Regions from separate parts of the Mus musculus genome. Here region 1 is linked to region 2. The links are chromatin loops, found by intact Hi-C in ENCODE. Cell type or tissue: left cerebral cortex. All regions are shown on one strand. Each heading gives the region's core, and the rest is flanking DNA. Links, peaks and the distances in the headings are about the cores only.

Region 1 (5,361 bases), core at 858-4,857, 76 kb before region 2:
AAGTTGTCTTTGAAACACGGTAAAAGAAAAACTTAAGAATGTTTTGTGGTTTCCAACTTCTGTGGTATACAGTGTATACCAAACAGAAGCTAATGAGCCTGATTTCCAGGCTAAAAAGTTCCAGGATACTCGTATGTGACCATGTGACATGTTCGTCATGTAGTCTAGCAGATTCAAATCTCCACTTAAAAATCTTTTTATTTTTCAGTGCTGGAAATTCAACCCAAGGCCTTGTACATGCTCAGTGAGAGCTCCACCTCTGAGCTATGCTCTGTGTCCTCTTTCTTCTTGTTTTCATTTTCTTTGTTTGTTTGTTTGTTTGTTTGTTTTTGAGACAGGGTCTTATTGAATTGCCCCAAGCTGGCCTAAAGCCTACTCAGTAGCCCAAGCCAGCCAAAGCTTTTACCTCAGTTCCCAATGACCTAGTACTGAAGAACAGGCCTGCACCATTTTGAATGTTTTAAATACTTTTTTAAAGATGGTTTTGCACGTAGGAAGATGACAAAATAACTCCTCAAGAAGTACAAATGGACTGGGCACAATAACACATGCCTATAGCACTAGCTGAGACTGAGGCACAAAGACCATGAGTTCAAGGCCAGCCTGGGCAACTTAATGGAGACTCTCTCTCAAACCCAGGCCAGGCATTGTAGTACAGGCACCTTTGATGCCTGCACTCAGGAAACAGAAACAGAAGGATCACTTGATATCAGGGCCAGCCTGGGGTATGTAGTGAACTCAAGGGCTTCCTGGATCTTATATAGTAAGATCATGCATCAAAAACCAAAATAGGGAATTCAGGAGTGTAACTCAGTGGTGTAGTACCATGTTCTAGGATGCTGGCTCAATCCCAAGAGTGGTGATGATGATGATGATGGTGGTGGTGGTGGTGGTGGTGATGGTGGTGGTGGTGATGGTGGTGGTGGTGGTGGTGGTGGTGGTGGTGGTGACGACAATAAGAATAGTTACTGTCTCCTTCATAATTGTCTCCTTCATAACTGGAGATCTCAACCAGCCATGTTGTGATTGGTCCTATATCTAAGACCACATGTGAGATGAAAGGACAGAAATGTATGTCTGTTGGTCTCAGAAGACAAACTGCCAAAACAAATGTGTCCCGTAGCTGTTGGCCACCCAGCTCCTTATTTTCCAGGAGAGGTCAGCATCTCGGCTGCAGGGTCCCCTGGGGTTAGCACCTCAGTGACAGCTGAGCAGTAAGCCCTCCCTCTCCCATGCACCCAGCACCAGGCTGGCAGCTTCAAGGTGACAGGAGAAGCTGTGAGCAGCGTCCACATGGCGGGGGAGAAAGAAGGAAGAACTGAACGTTGTGCCTGATGTTTCCAACTTAGATAACTGAAGATTCAGCAATACTGTAAGCCAAGATGGAGAAGGATGGAGAGGGAGAAAACTGCTTGTTTGTTTGTTTGTTTGTTTTCCATTTTGGTTTAGGCAGATGAGGGTTTTGAGACAGAGTCTTATATAGACCTGACTGATCTGGAACTCACCATGCAGTCCGGGATGACTTCCAGCGAGCACAGCTATCTGCCTCTGCTTCCCATATGCTGAGATTTTGAAATTTAAAAAAAAAAAAAAAAAAAAAAGAATTCTTCTTTGAAAATACATTTTTTTGACACTGGGTGTCATACAGCTCAGAATGGCTTCAAACTCACTATGTAGGTAAAAAAAATGGCTTTAAACTTCTGATCCTGCTCCCATCTCCAAAGTGTATGCCTCTGAGATTACAAGCATGTGTCAGAATGCCTGGTTCATGCAGTGCTGGGGGCCTGACTCTTTAGGAAGCTTGGAATACGTGAGATGCTAATTTGAGAGCCAAAAAAGAACATAAACAGGTTCTAAGAAAAGCCCTATGGGGGACGGAGGTGTGTGTGTGTGTGTGCGTGCGTGTGTGTTTGTGGGTGTGGGTGTGTGTGTGCATGTATGTGTGTTTGTGTGTGCGTGCGTGTGTGTCTGTGTGAGTGTGTGTGTGCATGTGTGTTCATGTATGTGTGTTTGTGTGTGTGTGCATGTGTGTGTTTGTGTGTGTGCATGTGTGTGTGTGCATGTGTGTGTGTTTGTGTTTGTGTGTGTGCATGTGTGTGTGAGTGTGTGTGTGTGTGCATGTGTGTGTGTTTGTGTGTGTGTGCGTGTGTGTGTATGTGTTTGTGTGTGTGAGTGTGTGTTTGTGTGCATGTGTACATACAAGTAGGCATATGAATACCCATAATCGCACGTTTTCTACTGCTTTTGATGGATGTCTGTTAAATGACCACTCTGACACGAGTATGAGAGGAAAGAGCCCAGGAGGAGAAACAGTAAGAGGCACATTTTATCCTGACCACCAGAATGACAGTACATCATAGCTGAAGGAATTTTTAAAGGCTGTCTGCTTCCTGTCAATATCATATGAAGAGATTTAAGCTGCGATTCTGCCTGTTTCTGTTGTCACTCCCCTTGCCACGTGAGCTCCCAGGAATGGGTAGACAAGGCTTCCTAAAACCAGACTCTGATTCGAAAGAACTTTCAGATTCACCTAGGATATTCATATGCTCACATGTATATGTGCATGCTTACACACACACACACACACACACACACACACACACACACACACACACACCACATCACACCTCAGTCCCCCATAGGACTTTTTTTTAGAACCCTTTTATGTTCTTTTGTTGGCTCTCAAATTAGCATCTCACGTATTCCAAACTTCCTAAACAGCCAGGGATGGCTTGGTCTCCCACTACAACCTGCTCCGAGATGGGACAGCACACATGTGCCAGGCACCAGGCCAGGTTGTGTGCGGTGCTGGAGATCAAATCCAGACTTTTAAACAAGCTAGGCAAGTGCTCTACAAACTGAACTGCACCCCTAACCCTTGTTCCTTCTCCACACAGCCTCGATCTAGCACTCAGTCTTCAATTTCTTTGTAGCCAGCTCTCAGATCCAAACCTTGAGCTACCTGACTCTTGAAAGACATCAGTTACTCAGGGTTTCCGATTCCCCACCAACAACATTCTGCACGTGGAGAATAAGTGAAGGGAATAAAGAGTCACAAAAAGGGGAGTCTGAGGAGATGGCTCAGTCATGGAGAGCTCAGTGTTCAAAAATGAGACTCCGAGTCTGAATCTCCACATCAAACAGAACTGGGTGTGGCTCTGCAGGCTTGGAAGCCCAGCCCAGGGGATTGGGGAGCAGGGGCAGAGACACGCAGATCTGAAGAGCTCACTGAAACAGTTTAGCTGAAGCAGTGAACTCCAATTCAGTGAGAGTCCCTATCTCAAGGCAATAAGGTGGGGGGAGGGCAGGAGAACTCCTGAGAGCTTGCTCTGCCTTCCAAGTGCACACCTGCACATTCACAAGTGTGAGTCACACACGTGTGTCATACACAGTACACACTGCAAAACTATAAACAAATAAATTATAAATAGATATGACAAACAGATAGATAGTCACAAAAAAGAATGTTAGTAATACAGCCTTGACTCTGAAAACAAAGACTAAGCCCTGAGTCTTCTGTTTAGCAGTCACAGAAGAGTTTTGTTCTTGTCATTCTGTAGTTTGGTGCCACAGAAAACTGAAGGTTAAAACAGAAGCGCTCCACTGACCACTGAAAGTCTTGACACCTATGTAAAACCTCCAGCATGGGGCCCTGCACAAGTGAATGCTCTCTCCATTCGTGTAGGCTCTTATTATCCCAAGAACCCATGGGATTCATGCAAGCAGAAAGCAGCAGGCTCCCTCACTAGGTAACTAGAATGAATGGTGCATGTGTGTATGTTCGCATGTGCATATATGGGGTGGTGCAGAATTGAAATGAAAAAAAAAAAAAAAAACAGATGCAGAACAGGCAGGAGTAGAGTTTCAATGAGCTTGCCCAAACTCAACTTTGCTTTTCTATTGCTTCTGTCTTTTGGTTCCATTCTGATTTCCTTATGTGGCTCATTCTGGGGCACCCTGTGGGGACAAGATGGTTTTCCCAGCATTACCTTTATAACTTATTTTTTTAAATCCTTCAAAGACAAAGTGCAAGTCTCTCAGAAGTACAGCTTTAGGGCAACAACTCTGGCATGTCCTTGGGTCTGTATGGATCACAAGCCCACCACTGAGCCTATTCTTGTGGCTGAGGGACAGGTCATAAGCTCAACTCCTGAGCCCATGGCTGAGGGCAAGGGAATCTGTCACCCAGAGATACTCAGACATCTGTTGTCAGAAAAGTAATTCTTGGAACAGGGGAATCGAGTGCCTCACGGAACTGTAGGTCACAGAATCCCTTCCAAAGGTGAAAATTCAAAAATTGCCCACAAAGGAAGAAGATGGACAATGGATAGCTAGATAATAGAATACAGATAGATGATAGATAGATAGATAGATAGATGATAGGACAGGCAGACAGACAGATCATTGATAGAAGATAAGTTGATAATCACTGAACATATGGGGATATAGGGAAAAGGTGGTTTAAACTGAATTTTAAATAGTGCAAAATCAGCAATATAAGTGAAAGAAGCTGAAATACACAAACACACACACACACACACACACACACACACACACACATATATACACATATACAGTGAAATCCTTAAATCCTAAGAGTGGACAAAAGTCATGCTAAGCCAGAAAGGAGAGGAAAACAAGCCACCCATGAGGCAGAACATAGGTACATTATTAGTCATGGGAATCAAGTCACAGTGCACTCAGAGGTGAGTCAGCGTGCCTATGTCCACCTCATCAAAGCAAGCATGCAGAACATGCCCTCCGTGTCTGCTGCTTGCTTTCTCATCTTCTAAGACCAAATACGTGTAAACTCTTCAAACTCTGATCTTAAAATAGCCTTTGCGTTTTGCCTTTTGTCTTTGATTTTGTTTAGGTTATGACCTCTCTTAGCAGATGCCCAGAGTCCAGTACAGAACTGCATTGTTTTGTTTTGTTTCAGTTTGATTTTGGTTTTTCGAGACAGGGTTTCTCTTTTAGCCCTGGCTGACCTGGAACTCACTCTGTAGACCAGGCTGGCCTCGAACTCAAACTTCCGTCTGTAGTTAACAACGATGTTTTGTAGCTGGGTGTGGTGGTGCATGCCTTTAATCCCAGCACTTGGGAGGTAGAGGCAGGCAGAAGTCTGAGTTCGAGGCCAGCCTGGCCTACAACGTGAGTTCTAGGACAGCCAAGGCTATACAGAGAAACCCTGTCTCAAAAAAAAAAAAAAAAAAAAACTACAGTCACTTCGGAATTCTTTTTTTTTTTTTAAAGAGAAAATTGTCTATTTAGCCATTGAATTATGTGCCTCATAAATATATTTGTCAATTTTATCTTAATAAATCTGGGAAAAATGAAAAGCATGTGTTGTTTCTACAGGAA
Region 2 (5,361 bases), core at 518-4,517:
GAAGGGACAGAGAGATGAAGATCTGGTATAGGAAGTTCTTGTTTGATGAAGATATTGTTCACCTCCTGTGGTGGCGCTGTGGTCTGGTGGGAGCTGAAGATACTAGTGAACTCGGGGAGAGCCTGGGTGGGGGCCGGAGGAGGAGGAGGGGCCGTCGACTCGCTCTGGTGGCTGAAAATGGTAACAGGTTCTGTCTTGATCTGTGTTACGCATGGTCTCTGGGATTTGTAGAGGCCAGTTCTCAGGTGAGTGATGTCAGGGAGGAAGACGTTCATGTTGATGCTGTAAGGTATGCCTTCAGTGTCAGTGAAGAACTGGTCTACCACTGAGGCACTGTCTCGTCTATACTTTTTATGCTCTGAAATTATCGGAACTGGAGGGAGCTGAGGGGTCAGATACTTCTCCATTTCACATCTTGTCTAAAAAAGAAAAGACGAATACACGTAATCTACCCGACTCAGTCAGGAAGGATAAATAAATAATATGGTTTACTTAAAAACTCGACAGGAGTACAGGGGCCAACTCCTAAGTGTTGCTTATGAACACACAAGTTTATTTTGTCAATTGTGTAATTATCGGTTAACCAAGACTCTACGACATGTCTTCACTAAAGTCACTCCCGCAAATCATCCCCAGACAAAAGTGAAAGGCAAATGGGGTGGGGGGTGGAGGTCAAAACATTTTCTGATGCAATCAAGTCACACACACGCGCGCGCACACGCGCACACACAGTCAAATTAGGGTATATCTTCAGTTAAACTATGGTATCACAGTTTTGCCAAACTGCCTCAAATCTGTTCACATCCATTACACTTGAAAACTAAAACCTGTGCAAATCTTAAAAATAATTATTCCAAAGGGCTTTTGTGTGTGGACTAGGTTATTTTATCAGGCCTAATATAAAATGTTCTCTGGCCATTTCAATACTTTTTGAATAGAAACTTGAACCTGTGGAGCAGAAGCCTGTATTGTATCCACTGATACAAAACAATTGCACCCTCAACGTTTGGTCCAAATGTTCACTTGAACCAGTAGATTCGGTAATGGGTCACTATCATAATGAAATGGACCTATTCATATCCCTATCTAAAACAGATCTTTAATTATCAAGGAGAAAAATCACTCCCTTGGTAGACGGGTGCTAAGACTCCCGTGGGTGGGGAGAGGCTGCTGCATCGCAGGCACAGTCATCAGCAAAACATTTATCATGTCCTCTCCGTGGGCCAATGCTACATTCCCCCTTCCTCTGTAAAAAGCGCAGTCATCTTGCTATCTCCTGAGCGAAAACTACCAGAATAAAATAACCAAATATCTTCCAGGCCCTGATTGTTTAAGAACATACATAATCAATCCAGCTACTGACCAGACGCCTATCTTTCCCCCAGCTCTCTTCTCTAATATAACGAACGCTTTCTCTTGATTTTTTTTTTGACATTGAAAAAAAAGGAAGTCAGAAAAAGATCAAGCCCCAGGTAAATGAAATGGTTCATAGAACCATTCACCTCAGTCAGTGAATAGGAGTCGTATATTTTGCTTTTAATTTTCCAAAGAAATGTCACCTCGGACCTCAGATCATCAAGATCTGGATGTGGACGAGGACGGACGGGATTTCCCGGATATGCAGGACTTAAAAATAAAGATTCATGCTGTAGCCATGTGAGTCACATCTGACAAAATGCCACTGTCTTCTCAAAGCACCACGACACTGGCAGACCCCAAGAAATAGGCGCTCAGTGCAAATACACAATACAGCAAGAGGCTATTAAACTAAGCGTCTTGAAATAAACCGATCTTAAACCCTTTCGTGCACTGCGCTCCCGTGGCGGTTAGTGGTTTCTGATTTTAGCTCTTCCAGCTGTTTGCATGTGGGTCTGTTTCCAATTTTTTTTTTCCTTGGGACTAGCTAAAAGTCCCGGGAAGTTTTTTCTAGGCTATATGACTCCCGTGCGTGGGCGAAAGAAACAGGCGCTTGCTCTAATTCGGCTGCTGGGCAAGTGTAAAAGCCAACTGCCAGCTTTCAACGCGACTCCGAGAGGAAATTTACGCGCACACTAAGAAAAACAACACCCCTGGCCTTTTTTGTCCGTGTTTCTTTTTAAGGGAAAAGCGGTGTTCCAATACAACCTTAAGATTCTAGTTTTCCAAACGGGGCCCTACAATACATTCTAGGGTGAGCCTCCACGGGGGTATATGAAACCCCAGTACTCCAATTTGCATTTCTATTTCACCCCAGAGGACGCAGGCAGGTGGACTTCCAAGGCCAGGGCCATCGGGAGAGAGCGGTCAAGAAGCATTTTAAGCCAAGTTGAGCGTGGGCACAAGCTTTCATCCCCACGCAAGCAAAGAGAAGGTGCACGCGAGCGCGCGGCTCTCTTTAGCTCCTCTGGACAGATCCGGGTGGGCCCCCGCCCTGCTCCCCCATCCACTCCCCGGCGCCCCGTCTGGGAGCGCAGGGCGGGGCTGTCCACCCGGGCACCCGTTCCCGCGCGTCCCAGTCTGGAGCGGCCCCTGTCGCCCGCGCCTCGTAGCGGCGGGACACGCCCGAGCCGGGGAAGGGAGGCCGGCCGCTCTGCTTACCTGGACCAGCTCCTCCGAGGGCAGTCGCGGGCCAGCGGCTGGCGGCGGCGCAGGCGGGTGGTGGTGCGCGTGTTTCAGATCGTCTCCGGAGAAGAGCGCCGCGTCGCGGGCCGGGTTCGCAGCGCCCAGCACCGGCTTGAGCTGCGCGAACACGGGCTCGTCCTGCGCGGCCGGCGGCTGGGGCAGTGGTCCCAGGCGGGCGCTCATGGTCAGCACCCGCGTGGGCATGGACGGTCTGGGGATTACGGGAGCGGGACACGGAGCGATCGCGATCCCACCTCGCTCGGGCTGGCACGGGACGGCGGACTCGGCGGGGGGCCGCGGCGGGGGACCCCTGGGCCGGCAGCCAGACGCTCACGAAGGCGGGCACGGAGATCGGGGCTCCTGGGCTCGGCCACGCGTCACCGCCGAGGTCCTCGGGCAGCCACTTTCTCCCGCCCCGCCCCAGCGCTCGCTCACCCTCTCGCCGGAACCCGCTCCCGCCACCCCCAAGCTCCACCAGCAACCTAAGAGAGCGCGTACCTGCCCCGCGACTACTGACACTTGACGCCCGCCTCTATTTCACCCAACTCCGGGGAGGCAGGGCCAGCTCACCGGACTGGCAGCGTTGTGGCCAATGGCAAGGCCCCAGGGCCAGAGGGTAGCCAGTAGGAAAGAAGGCCCACGAGGTCCCGCCTCCGACGGGCCGACCGCACCCCTCGCGGGCCAGGAGCTTCGCGCGCAGGGCTGCGGCGCAGTTTGTACACAACTTCTCTGACAGATTGGGCCGGCGGAGCACGGGGCGGGCGGAGGGAAGGAGAGGAGCGGGTGGAATCTAGGAAGAGGGGGAAATCAGGGTGGAGACGCGGAGGGAGATCTCTCCGAACTGTTCTCTGCCAGGATTAGGGCGAAAAAAAAGTATTGCACGTCTTAGGTGTTGTGCAAGGACCTGAAACTCGAAAACCGAAGACAGAAGGCAGCTAGGTGGGGGGAGCTGAGGTTTCCAGTCTTAACCAATGAGTGTATTTTTTTTTTTAAGTATACAAAATGTACTTTAGAGGAAAACAAGGGGCGGTGCGAAAACAAACGTAAAACAGCCCTCCTTTCTGTGTTTTCAGCCGTAGATCTATCTATCTTTTCGCAGATTCCTTGTGGCCTGAATAAAATCTGTAAATGTCAAGCATTTTTTTTCAAGTCCTTGCATACCAACCTGGGCACATTTTCCCCTACAGTATTTAAGGAGCTACAAGTTTTCACAGACATGTCTACTCTCCTTCGCCGAATGTGGGGAAAAGGTGGGGTGGGCCATATGAATTATGAAGTTTTTAATATTTAAACCATGTTGATTCTAGCCCGAGCATGGAATCTAATTTGAGAACTAACAGCCAGCTCAACCGGGTATTTAAATAGACATTACATCTTTGGCTTATTTTTGCTAGCACTGTAGTGTTCGGAGGGGCGGGGAATGGAGTTTTAATATATTCAGAAGTATGGGTCCCATCTACCTAATACAGTGTCACCTTTTCCTACGAAACGGGAACCAAAGAAGGCACAAACATTCACAGACATTCAACAGCCCTGAAAACTGGGTATCCAAACTGGTAGGAAAGCAACAGTCAACTATATTACTACCTTTTTACTGCGTTGTTTTAATGGAAGGTGAGTGGTTTGGTTTGGTTTTGTTCTTAATTTTTGCCAGTAATCACACCAAAGGAAACGCCTTTCCTTAATCCTCAATGTTCTTGTCTATGATTTTATCTGGCTTATTGAGAAGCTGAAACAATAAACTGCGACTTAAAAAGACGCCTGTAATATTGCTATCTATTTACGTCTGTTGGCAGCACACTATACTATAATACCTACCTAGAGCACACTCGCTCCTTTACAGTGAAGCATCTTTTTAAAAAGTTCTTAGGAAAAAAAAAAAGTGCACCTGAAAGAGTGTATCACAGGTATAAGTCTCATTTCCAATGAAATTTCCAAAGTCTCACGTGTCGTTTATTTATTTATTTATTTATTTATTTATTTATTTATTTATTTATTTATTGTAGCAAAGATAAAATCATATTGTGAACTCAGTTTCTTTTCTCCCTTTTCCTTCCTGTCAGCAATGATCCATCTTTACAGTTGTGGTTGCCACTTTCAGAGGATGGGTGATGACAACTTTCATGATACCAGGGTGTTATTTAATAAGTGTGTGTGTACTGACGTTTTACGTCGACAACCCCATGTTGCCAACCTTCATCTTTAAAAACTTGGCCTCATTTTTCTCTGTTATTAAAGCCAATCACGTGCTCAAATAACTCTGAGACGGGTCATAGAATTGTTGTCAGATTTTAACTTTTTAAAAAGGGGTCATTTTTTTAGAAGACCTCTGGGTACTTAATGCTGATAGTATAACCAAACCAAGTGTGGAGTGTTGATAGCTCTTAACAGGATGGTTCCTTCCTTTAACTCTTTGAATTTCTCTTTATTCTGATTGGCTTTTAAGCCTCTCTAAACCAGAGCGTCAGTGGGGCATGCCATTTTACTGCAATAAGACCCGTTTATTTTAATGGAAATCTTTCTAACTTACACAATAGCTTTTCAATATGCTTCTCTTACAAACATTTCACTGCAGCCAATTGAGACCCCACCAAGCTGCGTGACAAACACTGAAGAACGTATTTTTATTACCTTGTCACTCTTTTATTATTTTCCTATCTTTTAAAGAATGTGTATGTGAACCTGCCTGGGCCTGGTTCACATAGCTGATCCATTTCCAGTTTTAAAAATACTTGAATATCTACTTTTTGCTGGGGGTGG

The links. Peaks named below come from ENCODE experiments on the same cell type or tissue, not always from the same donor. Only the 100,000 strongest peaks of a DNase experiment are listed, where the experiment ranks them.
Region 1: it touches region 2 in a loop (2.3-fold over the local background); 1 of 42 quality-filtered maps calls a loop at or near these places.

Annotation. Positions count from the first base shown.
Region 1 is chr14:99,373,218-99,378,578 of GRCm38, reverse strand. No RefSeq gene overlaps it. Among named protein-coding and RNA genes, the nearest start is that of Klf5, 77 kb to the right of the region's middle. In left cerebral cortex, for the core only: no CTCF peak of the experiment used is centred there; DNase peaks (open chromatin) are centred at 1,490, 1,771, 2,467, 2,771 and 1 more place; H3K27ac peaks cover 323 bases.
Region 2 is chr14:99,296,439-99,301,799 of GRCm38, reverse strand. Klf5 (Kruppel-like factor 5) reads right to left here and starts at 3,109. Exons shown (of 4, transcript NM_009769.4): 1 at 2,578-3,109; 2 at 1-419. The coding sequence starts at 2,805. In left cerebral cortex, for the core only: a CTCF peak has its summit at 2,510; DNase peaks (open chromatin) are centred at 1,689, 1,917, 2,516, 3,214 and 1 more place; H3K4me3 peaks cover 3,032 bases; H3K27ac peaks cover 2,366 bases.